Linked DNA regions of Homo sapiens: region 1 is linked to region 2. A link is an interaction called in ENCODE POLR2A ChIA-PET data of the cell type or tissue named here. Cell type or tissue: PC-9. All regions are shown on one strand. Links, peaks and the distances in the headings refer to the core of each region. The heading gives the core; the rest is flanking DNA.

Region 1 (5,983 bases), core at 1-5,000, 170 kb after region 2:
AGACCAATCTGGGGAACTTTGTAACTGAATTCCCACTTCTTTTACTCAACACTATACTTCAAGGTATAAATTTTCTTGGAATGTTTTCAAAATATTCATCTTATTGCTAAGCAATAATGCTATTTTCTGGAGATAAAAATCAGTGCATACTTAAAACAACTGTGTTCACAGGAATTCTGCATTTTCACTGGATTATCAAGACCATGAATTAATAATATTCAACAAAACGTAACTGCCTAGAAAACAGATGACTGCACTGGGCTAAACAGATGATCATTAGACACCTGCTCCAACACAACTATTGTTAGGTATTTTACTCTATTTGCAAAGACAGTAAGGTGTGTAGTAACTCAAATCTATCTGCCCACAGCCAAGCCAAACAATTCATTAAAGACTTTCTTATGCTTCCTCTATATTATGATGGTAAAATCTTGGTAAGAAAGTCAGGTCCAATTCAAAAGAGCTCAAAGGAAAAAAAAAAAATTAAAGATGCTGTCTTACATTTTTTGGGCTGCTATGACAAAACACCTTAGACTGGTTAATCTATAAACAACAGAAGTTTATTTATCACAGTTCTGGAAGCTCAGAAGTCCAAGATCAAGGCACCAGCAGATCTGGGGTCTGAGGAAGGCCCATTCCCCACAGATGGCGCTTGTCTTCACATGGTGGAAGGGATGTGGGGGGCTAGGGTGCTCCCTTGAATTATTTTATAAGGGCACTAATCCCATTCACAAGGGTGGAGCACCATAACCCAATAAGCTCCCAAATGCCCCACTTTTTAATACTATTGCATTGGAGATTAAGTTTCAACATAATGAATTTTGGTGGGACATCAACAGACCATAGTAGATGCCTTTAGGAGGCACACATGTATTCCCAGTTCGGTTTCTAACTATTCTAGGGTAGGGTCCCTATGCAATCAATTCTACTCCAAACTCTCCAACCAAAATTTGAAACAGCAATGTCACTAAGTTAAAATAAAGAAATAGGTTGAATTTCAAGGTAACAATATCTCTACAGAAATAAAAGTAAAAAGGAAAGTTAACTCTTCACTTTCTTAGATCATTGTATGTTGGACTTACTTAAATGTGAGGTCTCTCTCACCGTGTGTGTATTTGTGCGCATGCGCACACATGTGAACCAATATAAAGACTAAAAGGCAGAGAAATAAACTACATATTAGAAACTAGAAATCAGGGAAAGCCAAGACAAACCATTAAGGGTGGCTCTATCCTTGAAATAAAAGGCAGAGAAATAAACCACATAGCAGAAAGTAAAAATCAGGGGAAGCCAAGACAAATCATTAAGGGTTGCCCTATCCTGGAAAAAATGTGCACCTCAACTGGGTCAGAGCAGGAATCGATGAAGAGCAAAGAGAAGAAACACAAAGTGGAAAATGACCTTTAGATTCTAGTGCCAACAACTGATCGAGACAATTGATCTTTACAAAGTTTTAAGCAACTGTGAAAGCAAAAATATTTAGTCTTGAGGTACGACATTAGACAATTTGTCTTAGTAACAAAGATTAGGCTTATATACTGTACATATGGTCCTTTAATTTCCATTCCATGCAAATGCTGGCTAAGTTTTCAATGTACTATTAAGTCACATTATTTTTACTACTTTACTTCTTCACTGTGGCATTATTCATCTTCCACACAAGGAAGTGAATGTATTATAACTCACAATAGAGATCATTAAAAGGCTCTTTCAAATTTATTTTAACATATGTCCCTCATCTCTTTGAGTATATGACTATGTTCTCTGCAATAGCAATAATAATAATAATAATTTGTCTAAATAAACCATATATCATTCTTGTTTACTTAGAGTCTCTTTGGATAAACTTTTTCAATACTATTAGCAATTCAGATGACCACTTCATTCTCACTCCAATTTCTGTATAACTCTTTCAAAAACTCTAAATATGTTCATTTACATATTATTTTTCTTCAAGAATCTAAATGGAACTCTTTAAGAGCAAGAAATAAAAGTTAACATATTTATATCAAATTTTATATGAAGAGCAAATACCCTGTATTTTCAAACATACAGTTGACCTTTGAATGTGGGGGGTGAGGGTCATAGGAGTTGGGGCGCTGACCTCCCATGGAGTCAAAAATCCACGTATATCTTTTGACTCACCAAAACCTTAAATACTAGTAGCTGACTATTGACCTAAGCCTTACTGATGACATAAACACTTGACTAACACCACTGCTATATGTATGTTACGTGTATTAAACACTATATTCTTATAATAAAGTAAACTAGAGAAAAGTTATTTAAAAAATCGTAAGAAAAAACATATTTACTATTGATTAAGTGGAAGTGAATCATCATAAAGATCTTCATCTTCATTGCCTTCAAACTGAGTAGGCTAAGGAGGAGGGGGAGGAGGAAGAAGAGGAAAAGGAAGAATTTGTCTTGTCCCAAGGTAGCATAGGTGGAAGAAAATCCATGTATAAGTAGACCTCTACAGTTCAAATCCATATTGTTCAAGGGTCAAGTATATGTGAAAATTTATGTAAATTAATCATTCATTTTATGAGAAAGAATTTTCCATAAAATCCAAAACACAGAAATGGCATGTTAGATTTTCTAACTAGAAATTAATGTGTAAAATCCAATCACTTCAAAAAAAGAAACAGAAAATGCAATCGAAAACAAAAATGTAATAAACACAAATATTTGAAAAAAAGTTGATAAAACAGATAAATCATCAACTAGTTTTTGAAGATATAAAAATACAAATATGAAATTAAGAATCACTTTTAACTACCACATGGAAATTTTTAACATATATTATCTTTAAATTTCTGCTACTAAATTTAAAAGTAGCTAGAAAATTATTGAAGGTAAGTGTTAATGTCAATTTTTTTTTTTTTAAATAAGAGACCTAACTGGATCAATCACTGCAAAACAGCTTTGCTGGAGTGCAGGGAGCACTGGGGGGAGTAAGTAATTGATTATTTTTAAAAGCTAACAGATATATAAGGTTTCCCAACATTTGAAGAATAGATAATATATTTTGTAATAATTTTTAAAAGAACAGATTATTTGAATGCTGTAAGAAGTACTCTAGAACACAGGAAAAGATGGGAAACTTCCTCATGTATTAGTTAAAAGCAACATACCATGATGTCAAATCATCAATATTTCAAAGAAGAAAATTGTAAGATGTCCAAAAGCATTTGATAAAATTGTAAATCTATACTTGATTGTAATTCTTAGTAAAATAAAAATAAAAAGACAGTTCTTTAACATGATAAAATGTTAGTTCAAGCCAATGGAAATTTCCTACAAGAACACACCAACAATGACCACTTAAGAAATATAAAGAGCAAGGGGAACATTCACAACAGCAACTACTATCAAGTATCTATAGAACTGAAATTATGAAAACCGATCCGTTTTTACTAAAAAGCAACATAGAAGCTTTTAATAAACTGGCAGTATATATCACATTTCTAGAGAAACAAAATAATTAGGAAAGTCAAATGGAAGAATGAAGTGAGAATCATAGCTAAGACTTTTGGGGAAAAAAACAGGAAAAAGTATAATATTGAAATGATGTGGGACTAAGAGAGGATAGTAAACTTTAGCCAATGCTTACAAGATTTTCAAATTTTTCAAGAAAATTTGGAAATCTAGATTTTCTTAAGTGAAATGTCACATGTTTCTCTGTAGGCTTAAGTCTTTGAAAGCACTATTTCCAAAGAAAGCATTTCTGTACGCTAAATTGGCCAGAGTGGACCTCTGCCCTATACACACCCAACACTTCCTGCCTCGCCCAGAGCTCAAGTTGCTTCCTATGTTGGACAGCCCCGTCCTCTTTCTCCACCCAGTCAAATGCAACCCACCCATCAACGTGTGGCTTACAGGCCAGTCCTCAACAGATCATTCTTAGAACCTCTGGTATGGCTTTATCATTACTCTCCCTCTGCTACAAGAATTACAGTTCTAACAATAGATTGTAATAACAAATAGTAACCCAATGTATTCTGTCTCTTCCTCTAGAATTGAGAGTAGGAACAGTGTCTAATAACAATACCATCTACTATCTTACTGGCCTTTCTTTATACCAAACACTGAAATGATGCTTTCTACAGAGTTTTTCTGTAACCCTCCCAACAAATGCAAAACAGGTATTTTTCCTACTTTACAGGTAGTACAGTGCTCAGAGGGGTAAGCAACTAAACAGGTCCTGGAAATAAATGGATTCTAAATTCTTTTTTGCCAACTTCACCAATCATATCACAGCTGGTTGGTCTCGGTTGAGTTAAATTTACTTGGGACCCTGTTCTCAAATGAGGGCACTGAGGTGAGAGATACAGCAAAGATAAGAACAACATTAAACATAAGAACTCAAGGGTTTGTAATCTGCAAATAGGATATGAGTACTACATGAAGCCCAAGAAGACGTGATGTATTCTAGTTGTGTATTTGAAATTGACTTCAATAATATAAGTTACATTGGAAGGCTGAGGTGGGCGGATCACCTGAGGTCAGGAGTACGAGACCAGCCTGACCAACATGGTGAAACCCCGTCTCCACTAAAAATACAAAAATTAGCCAGGCATGGTGGTGGGCGCCTGTAATCCTAACTACTCAGGAGGCTGAGGCAGGAGAACTGCTTGAACCCAGGAGGCAGGGGTTGCAGTGAGCCAAGATCCCACCATTGCACTCCAGCCTGGGCGACAGAGCAAGACTATGTCTCAAAAAAAAAAAAAAAGTAAGAATAATAAGAATAATATAAGTTATATCAAAAATTAACCTTTTGCATTAGCAAATTTTATTGATTCACTTGAACTTGATGTACTCAGTGAAGGAAAAACAGAACAGATGGTACTGTACTGTAGCCTGAAAGAAAATTTGAATCATAAGACAACTTTTGAAATATTCTTAATATTCTTGTCATTTAAGGTACCAATAAAGTTCTTATAATACCTAATTTGTATGTTTTGTTGACATCAAAAATGAATCACCTTATAAGAGGCTTCTTTTAAAAAATTAAATAAATCTTTAAAATATCTATAATCAATTTACCTTCAGAGAATTTAAAGTAATTCTAATGTAACCTGCTGAAAAATTCTAAAGCTACAAGCATTTGGGGATGTTTCATGAGCTGTGACTGAAAAAGGAGAACACAACCTAGTAACAAAACTCTTTCACAAGATAATCTGAAAAGTCCAATTAATCATTCACCCTAAAGAACACATTTTTGTTTAAGTGTCTTTAAAAATTCAATAGAACATCTCACATTGAAAAACATTTGTGCCAATGGGGAAAAAAGGTCTTTTAAAAGTACTATGAGTTACTAAACCAGAAATGTATTATTTTAAAGAAGTTAAAGAAATCCTCAAGATGATGTTTTCCTCTTTATTTTTAGACCTGTGAAAGATATGTTTTTAAAAGTTCCACTTATAAAAAAGGCAAATATATTACAGAAAACTAGATCATTTTTTGGCTATTTCTAAATTTGTTCAGTATTTGTTTAAGGCTAGAAAGTCATAAGCTTCAACCAATCATATTTTGGCTCAGATTTTAAGTTATTCATATTTAATATCTGTTCTTTATAGCAAAAATACATGACTCTTCTGCAAAAAGAAAAAAGGAACACCCAACTTATTACCATAGAACAGGGGTCAGTGGACAATGACCTATGGACCAAACAGAGCCATGGCCTGTTTTTGAAAGGCATGCTCCCAAAGAATAGTTTTTACATTTTTAAAGGGCTGTTAAATAAACGTTTATGTGTGTGTGTGCATCTGTGTGTGTGTGTGTGTGTATGATATGTATGCATGACAGTGACCTTATGTGGCTAGAAAAGCCTAAAATATTACTGTCTGGCCCTTACGCAAGTTTACTGACCCTGTCAGAATATAAAAAGTTCTTTATACAGGCATGCCTTATTTTGTTACATTCCATTTTACTGCACTTTGCAGATATTGTCTGTGTGTGTGTGTGTGTGTGTGTGTGT
Region 2 (6,988 bases), core at 935-5,934:
CGGATCCCTCATTAATGGCTTGGTGTTGTCTTCATGGTAATGAATGCGTTCTCACTCTGAGTTCACAAGTTGTTATCCTGGCACCAGCTCCCTCTCACCACATGATGCACGAGCTCCCACTTTGCTTTCTGCCATGATTTATTTATTTATTTATTTTTGAGACAGAGTCTCGTGTTGCTCAGGCTGGCGTGCAGTGATGGGATCTTGGCTTACTGCAACCTCCACCTCCCGAGCTCAAGCAATCCTCCCATCTCAACCTCCGGAGTAGCTGGGACTACAGGCATGTGTCACCATGCCTGGCTAATTTTTGTATTTTTTGTAGAAATGGGGTTTCACCACATTGTCCAGGTTAGTCTTGAACTCCTGCGCTCAAGTGATCCACCTCCCTTGGGATCACAGGCGTGAGCACTTGGCCTCAGGTATTTCTTTACAGCAATGCAAAAACAGACATACATGGTGTATGTTTCATCTGTTTAATTTTTTATCTTTTTGTACCTTCCATTTCTCTTCTCATCATTTTCATGTTTTCCTTCACATTTGTGAGCATATAAGATACAAAATAGATGTTTTAAGATCTTTGCCAATTATTTGTCATTTCTGGATGTGTTTCTATTGATTCATTTTTAAAACTTGGTTATAAGTTCTATTTTCCTGCTTCTTTGTACATCTGGTAATTTTGATCGGATGCCAGACATTGTGATTTTTACATCATTCAGCACTAGATCGTGTATTCTTTGGAGTGCATTTTTGTTCTGGTATACAGCTGAGTGACTTGCAGATCAGTTCGGTCCTTTCAATGCTTGTTTCTAAGGCTTGTCAGGGTAGGTCCAGAGCAGTCTATTCCAGGACTCAGGGCCACTAAGCTGTGACCCTTCCAAGCCCTCTTCCCAATGCCTCACATATGAAGAGGTCTCTCCACCCTGATTTCTGTCAGCTTTATGTGAGCTCCAAGAATTGTTCAACCTACTGCTGTATGGCCGACCTTTCCTTGCCTTCCTCCAATACACAGGAAGATAAGTACTCACCAAACCCTTTAGTGGGCCCCTCTGGAGATCTCCAGAGCTCTCTCTTTGTGCAATTCCCTCCTCTACAGTATTCTTCTCACAAACTAGTTGTCCTAACTTCTCCAAATACCAAACCCTGTCTGCTTAGCTCAGTGAGACGGCGAGGCCCTGTTTGGGTTCTTCCTCCCTGCTTTGCCGCCCGGAAGTTACCTCCAAGCAGTAAGCTGAGGCCACTGTAGAGTTCATCACGTTTTCTGCTCTCCTCTCAAGGACCATCGCTTGTTGTCCAATATGTGAAAAAACATCTCTTATTTCATCTGAGTTTCTAGTTGTTCATGGTGGGAGTCAATTCCCACAAGAGTTAATCCTTTGTGGTCAGAAGCAAAACTCCTCTAAAGGTTAAACAGGATATTTTGGCCAGGCGCAGTGGCTCAGGCCTATAATCCCAACCCTTTGGGAGGCAAAGGCAGGTGGATCACGAGGTCAGAAGATCGAGACCATCCTGGTCAACATGGTGAAACCCCGTCTCTACTAAAAATACAAAAATTAGCCAGGCATGGTGGCATGTACTTATAATCCCAGTTACTTGGGAGGCTGAGGCAGGAGAATCGCTTGAACCCGGGAGGTGGAGCTTGCAGTGAGCTGAGATCGTGCCACTGTACTCCAGCCTGGCGACAGAGCGAGACTCCGTCTCAAAAAAAAATAAATAAATAAAAAAGGATATTTTTTGTGATGCACTTTATAAACTCTGAACCGGTATGCAAACATTAGCTCAAGAAAACACATCTACAGAGAAAACACGCTTGATGGTCCAGATTTTTTTAAAAAAATTCTTCCACAAAGACAAGGAGACAATGCAGACCATGATCTTGTAGAAGCTGAAATATTCTGGAAAGGTTAATTTGCCTGAAATCAAAATGCTCAAATCACTCAGAGTATTTAATTTCCTTAAGAAATATTCCTTTTTACAAAGCACTGACCCTATAAAAATGCAAATAACTCTAGGAAAGGGCACTTTACATTCTCTTCAACTAATGAGACTGTGGTTAGAACTGGTCATCTGTTGGTACCTTGAACCATTACAGCACCATCAGAGCGCAGGGACATCTGGATTGTGGGTGGCAGGAGAATTAAGTTGAAAGAGAAAGTACATTGCTAAAGGGAAGAAGGGCAGAATTCTCAACTTCATAGCTTTGCCCAGGGCAGGCCCTGAGGGAAAGGATTTGTCTGCCTGCTATATTTCCCTTGGGTACTATCTGTAATTACTATCACAGCTCATTGATTTTCAATTCCTTGTATTAATATATTTATTGGCCATTCTGACATTATTAAAATCAGTCTAACTCTGCATCTTTAGTGGAGGATACCTCTTCTTAAAATAGGAGTTTTGCAAGAGCAGATATTTCTTTCCGCTTAAAAAAAAAAATGGTCTTCTCACATTAGCCATAACACAGCAACTGCAAATGTTTTTCTTTGAAGCCAGGTAGTGACATGCAAAGATTTCACTACAGATCAAAAGATCTCAAGCAGCAGGTCATCAGAGAATATTAAATGATAAGCAAACTCGTATTTCCAAGATAATTCTACCAATTTAGTCAAACGCTGGCCCCTGTTCCACAGCAGGAGAGGGAATAATGAGCCCCTGGTTAAAGGGTAATGCAAGTGGCATTTTTAATAATGCCCTTTTTTCACTTCTGATAAAGTCATTAAAGTAACACTGTCTTACTACGCCTTTACGCACAGATGTACACTAGATCGTTAGTGTAAAATTAAATAGGTTTACTGAGGAAAAAAGTTAGGCTAATTGTTGGGTTTTTTCCCCCTAATGCTACTGAATTTTAATGTAATTTATTTCCTGCGTTAAGTAAACATTCCATAGCACATTTCCAGGTTCAGCTACAATACCTGCACCCGTCTATATTTCTTTATTAAGCCTAACGACTGGAGTCTTTTTCAAAAAAGCACCCGTCTCCAAATCCTCTCAATTCCAGTGTGGCAAACAGCCTCTCACTTACAACAAATAGCACATGAATGAATCACCACTTATTGAGCCCTGCCGATTCATAAGCTCCTGTGCTGAGATGATGAGGAATAACAAGAAACATAAAGCATAAGCTCTGCTCTTAAGGAAGTTACATTACAGCTGACTTCATGATGCTAGTCAGCTCTTGGTGATATAGGAATAGCTTCAACACCTTGTTATTAATGTCCTGCAGAATGGTTTCTAAGAGTTACTGCAAGCTGCCTCTAGGGAAAAGACTGAGTCTCCCTTATCCTCTTTTGTTCTGCCTCTAAAATGAGGGAGTGCATAGGAATCTCTGGTCTGGCCAAGGTGGATATTTCCTGGTAGTTAAGGCATGGAGTATTGACGTGATTCTATACTTGTCTGCGGCAATGCCTGCACCCTTTCTAGCTACATGGCTATGGCAAAGAGGCATCAGGCTCGCTTCCCCAAGGGTAACAGAAAGGAATCTGTCTTCCACTCAATTACTGACTGCTTAGAGCACTTAAAATGAGCAAAACACCCAATCTCTTTCCCTGTTTCTGCCGCACTATTGCCGCTCTTCTCTGCCGGCCCACGGATCAGAACTGTACCTGGTTCTACAGGAGAGAAGAGAGGCAGGATAACCAATGGCTTCAACACCCTTGCAGTTAGTGTAGACACTCAGGTCAGCTCCTTCCCCGCGGCAGATTCCTCAGACTTAGGAAATAAACAGTGAGGGTGACTAAGAAATGTTGCTTTCAGGTCTCCCTCTGAGTCCTCTGCACCTATGTAGTTTTCAAAAATATTTTTATTTAGAGAGCTCATCTTTTCTTTTTAAAACATTTTAATTTAAAGAATTTCAAATACACAAAATTAGGCAGAATAAACTATTTTCATTTTTTTGGTTCCATGATTCTGTTTTTATTCTGTTATTGACATTATTTTTTGTGTTCCATTATTTCACATAATAAACTCTAATCAGAATTTGAAACATTCTTCCAGATATCCTTAAATAAAAATTCAAATTAAAAAAAGAGTTCTAATTTCAGATCTACCTACCCTATGTCTACTTGGAGAATTATGAATTAACATAGATGTTGAAATCTCTACTAGATACTTCATGAGAATTGCAGCAACATAAACGAAAGTAATAGGGCCTTTTTCTCCTGTTTTTCTTCAAAAGAACACTGACTCAGTACCCACCAAAGGCAGGCAGGCTCCTGTGAAGATGGGTGGTTAATTCCATCTTCCAGGTGAGTAGGATTAAAGGAGAGAGACTAAGCATGACCCACACAGCTGGTACCAGGCTGAATACCATCTGAACTCAGGTCTTTCTCACTTTGAAGTCTGTGAATTTACACTTCCATACACAGGAAGCTTCACTGCAGTAAGACTCATAAATGCATAAACAGAAAGGCTCTGTCTCACCCCTTGCTCCTCACCAGGATCATAGAATGGCAGACTTCACCTGGGAGAGAAGCCCTCATCTCCAGCACCCCCACTGTATGGATGAGGGCATAGAGGCCTGGAGATAGAAAATAACTTCCCAATGTCATTCCAGCTGGTGAACTGCAGGGCCAGGAATAAAATCACATAGTATATCTCTGGGGCAGTATCCTCTATATACTACCTTATCTCTGGGTGTGATAGTTCTAATACTCTTCTTGTTTCAGTCCTTTGCTTAGTAACATGTTAGAACATCCAAAGGCTAACAGCATTTGGGAAGCTCTTGTAACAGCAGGACGCACGCACCAAAGTCACAGACAAAGTCATTCAAGCACTCCTTGCTGTGCCCCTGAAGCGTATCACAAGAGCACATGCCCTTCCTAGAGGCTGCCAGCAGCATGTGCTGTGTTACCGACAAGCAAGAAAACCGAAGTCACATTTCAGGTGACTGCAATAATTATCTACCTAGCTTTCACTTAACTAAAAATGCAAGAGTCAGAGAACTCCAAACAGAAGGCACACAGAGGTGGTGCCCATATGCTACCACACCTATCCGGTTCACATGGCTACGAGATGAGGACTCCTGTCACCAATGAGAATGCGTATTTCCAATATTTACAATTTTGATTTTTATGTTCACAATAACCCTATGACATAGAGCAGGTTGACAATTATCTATTGACTGGTTTTATATTTTTCACCATGCTAATTATAATGCCCAGACAAGCTGAATAAATAATGTATTCACCATGTGCCAGAAACTATAAGAGATACAAACCAGAAATATAAGAAATAGTCCTTGTCCTCTAGGAGTTTACACTCTGATTGAAGACACATGACCACATACACACAGCATAAATCTCATTAAGAGAATGAGGCAAGGCAGCCAGAACTTTTCACAGAAGAGATGCAGGCCTGTTCCCAGTCTGTCTTTAACCTCTGAAATGTGCTCCTCAGGTCCTGAATTCCTTGGAGGGGTGGGGAGACATGCAGAGCCCACCTGACAGCAGAAGACCTAAAGGACTCTTTCTAACACGCAGCAGAGAACAACTACATGCCTTTCTGGTGCACTGAAACACAAGGGCATGTAGAGTAGCATATCTTTAAAATGCTGTGTGCAGCCTGAGATAAATACCAACTTTTCTTCACCAAAAGATTGAGATTAGTATCTATTTCTTAAAGACAGAGTACCAAAACTAGGTTTTTCAGAGTGATTATACATTCCAACCAATGTACCACCTTCAGGCTTTCTTCAAGCTTTCTCATTCATTGTTGTGACACAGACAAGTTTCTATCGCTTTTTGTTCACTGTTAACTAACATGTCTCATCTTTTTCAAAAGTCCATAATCAGCTGGGCATGGTGGCACATGTCTATAACCCCAGCTACTTGAGAGGCTTATGCAGGAGGATCACTTGAACCCAAGACTTTGAGTCCAACCCGGGCAACATAGCAAGCAAAACTCTATGTCGTAAAAAATAGATAAATAAATGCCCATAATTATACATGTGAGTGTAATTATTTATTGAAATTTCACTAATGTGTTTTTCTTACAAAGAATTAAACTTCAACCAGCCTTTAAGTCATAAATGAGGAAGTCATGAAATATTCCAAATTCTGGCTCTCCTTATCTAAAAATAGTTCTAAGATTCTGAACATTATATGGTATATAACACCCAACGCATCTTCTCAATGAAAAACCCAGCAAAGTGGCCAAAAATGAAAGTCACCAAAATTCTAGACTTTGTTTCAAACAAGAGTTGATTTAAAGCATTACAAAATTGTTAAAATTATTGTATTCTAATAGAGTTAAATCATTATACATTTCATTAAACACTACAGGCTGATTCTCTTGAAGCTTTGCTACAAAAGAGAATGAAATTGTATCTGTCATATATTTAAGAGGTACACATAAACCCAAAGGAAAAAAAAAAGTTCTATTTCCCTCCAACATGCAGAATCTAAATAAGAGTTAAAATACCAACATCAGCTCCACTCACAAGGAGGAAAATCGATTTTCATGAACAGGCATTAGGCAATACCTATGAACCCACAACTTTTCATGTCCCTCTCTAAGGACAAAAAAAATGCTTTCTATAAATAATGTGACATGGAGTTCTTATTCACACTGCAAAACTGCTGGGAATAGTGGCTTTTGTTTTTTGTGCACCTAAATATTTCAGGTAGACCTTACCTTGAAACCAAAAAATAAAGGGGAAAGAACTATATGGATATTGTTAAAGATTACCAAGACTGGTGACAGCAACCCACGATCCTGGCTTTGACCATTGGTCTGGGGCTAAGTTTCTGACTGGTTTGCTATAGTTTTTGCCTTCCTCCAACATGCACAGTTTGAACAGATTGTTATTTCAAGTTGAAGAAATTATTGTGAAATGCAGACTGCTTTTTCACTTTTTTTTCCCATGAGCAGTGGGAAAAGGCTATCCTTTCTGAATGAGACGCCAGGCTCTATATGAGCTGAGCAGAAGTTTATTTTACTAAACTCATGATAATGCAACTAGATTAAGAAATGAATTAAGAAAACAGAACTCTAA

What was found. ChIA-PET counts read pairs that join two places held together with the same protein. Peaks named below come from ENCODE experiments on the same cell type or tissue, not always from the same donor. Only the 100,000 strongest peaks of a DNase experiment are listed, where the experiment ranks them.
Region 1: POLR2A ChIA-PET joins it to region 2 with 6 read pairs; 2 of 35 experiments call an interaction of 5 or more read pairs at or near these places.

The regions. Positions count from the first base shown.
Region 1 is chr13:74,106,433-74,112,415 of GRCh38, forward strand. All of the region lies in intron 1 of KLF12 (KLF transcription factor 12), which reads right to left. Among named protein-coding and RNA genes, the nearest start is that of KLF12, 25 kb to the right of the region's middle. In PC-9, for the core only: no CTCF peak of the experiment used is centred there; no DNase peak of the experiment used is centred there.
Region 2 is chr13:73,935,491-73,942,478 of GRCh38, forward strand. The region is part of intron 3 of KLF12 (KLF transcription factor 12); the gene reads right to left. Among named protein-coding and RNA genes, the nearest start is that of KLF12, 200 kb to the right of the region's middle. In PC-9, for the core only: no CTCF peak of the experiment used is centred there; a DNase peak (open chromatin) is centred at 3,081.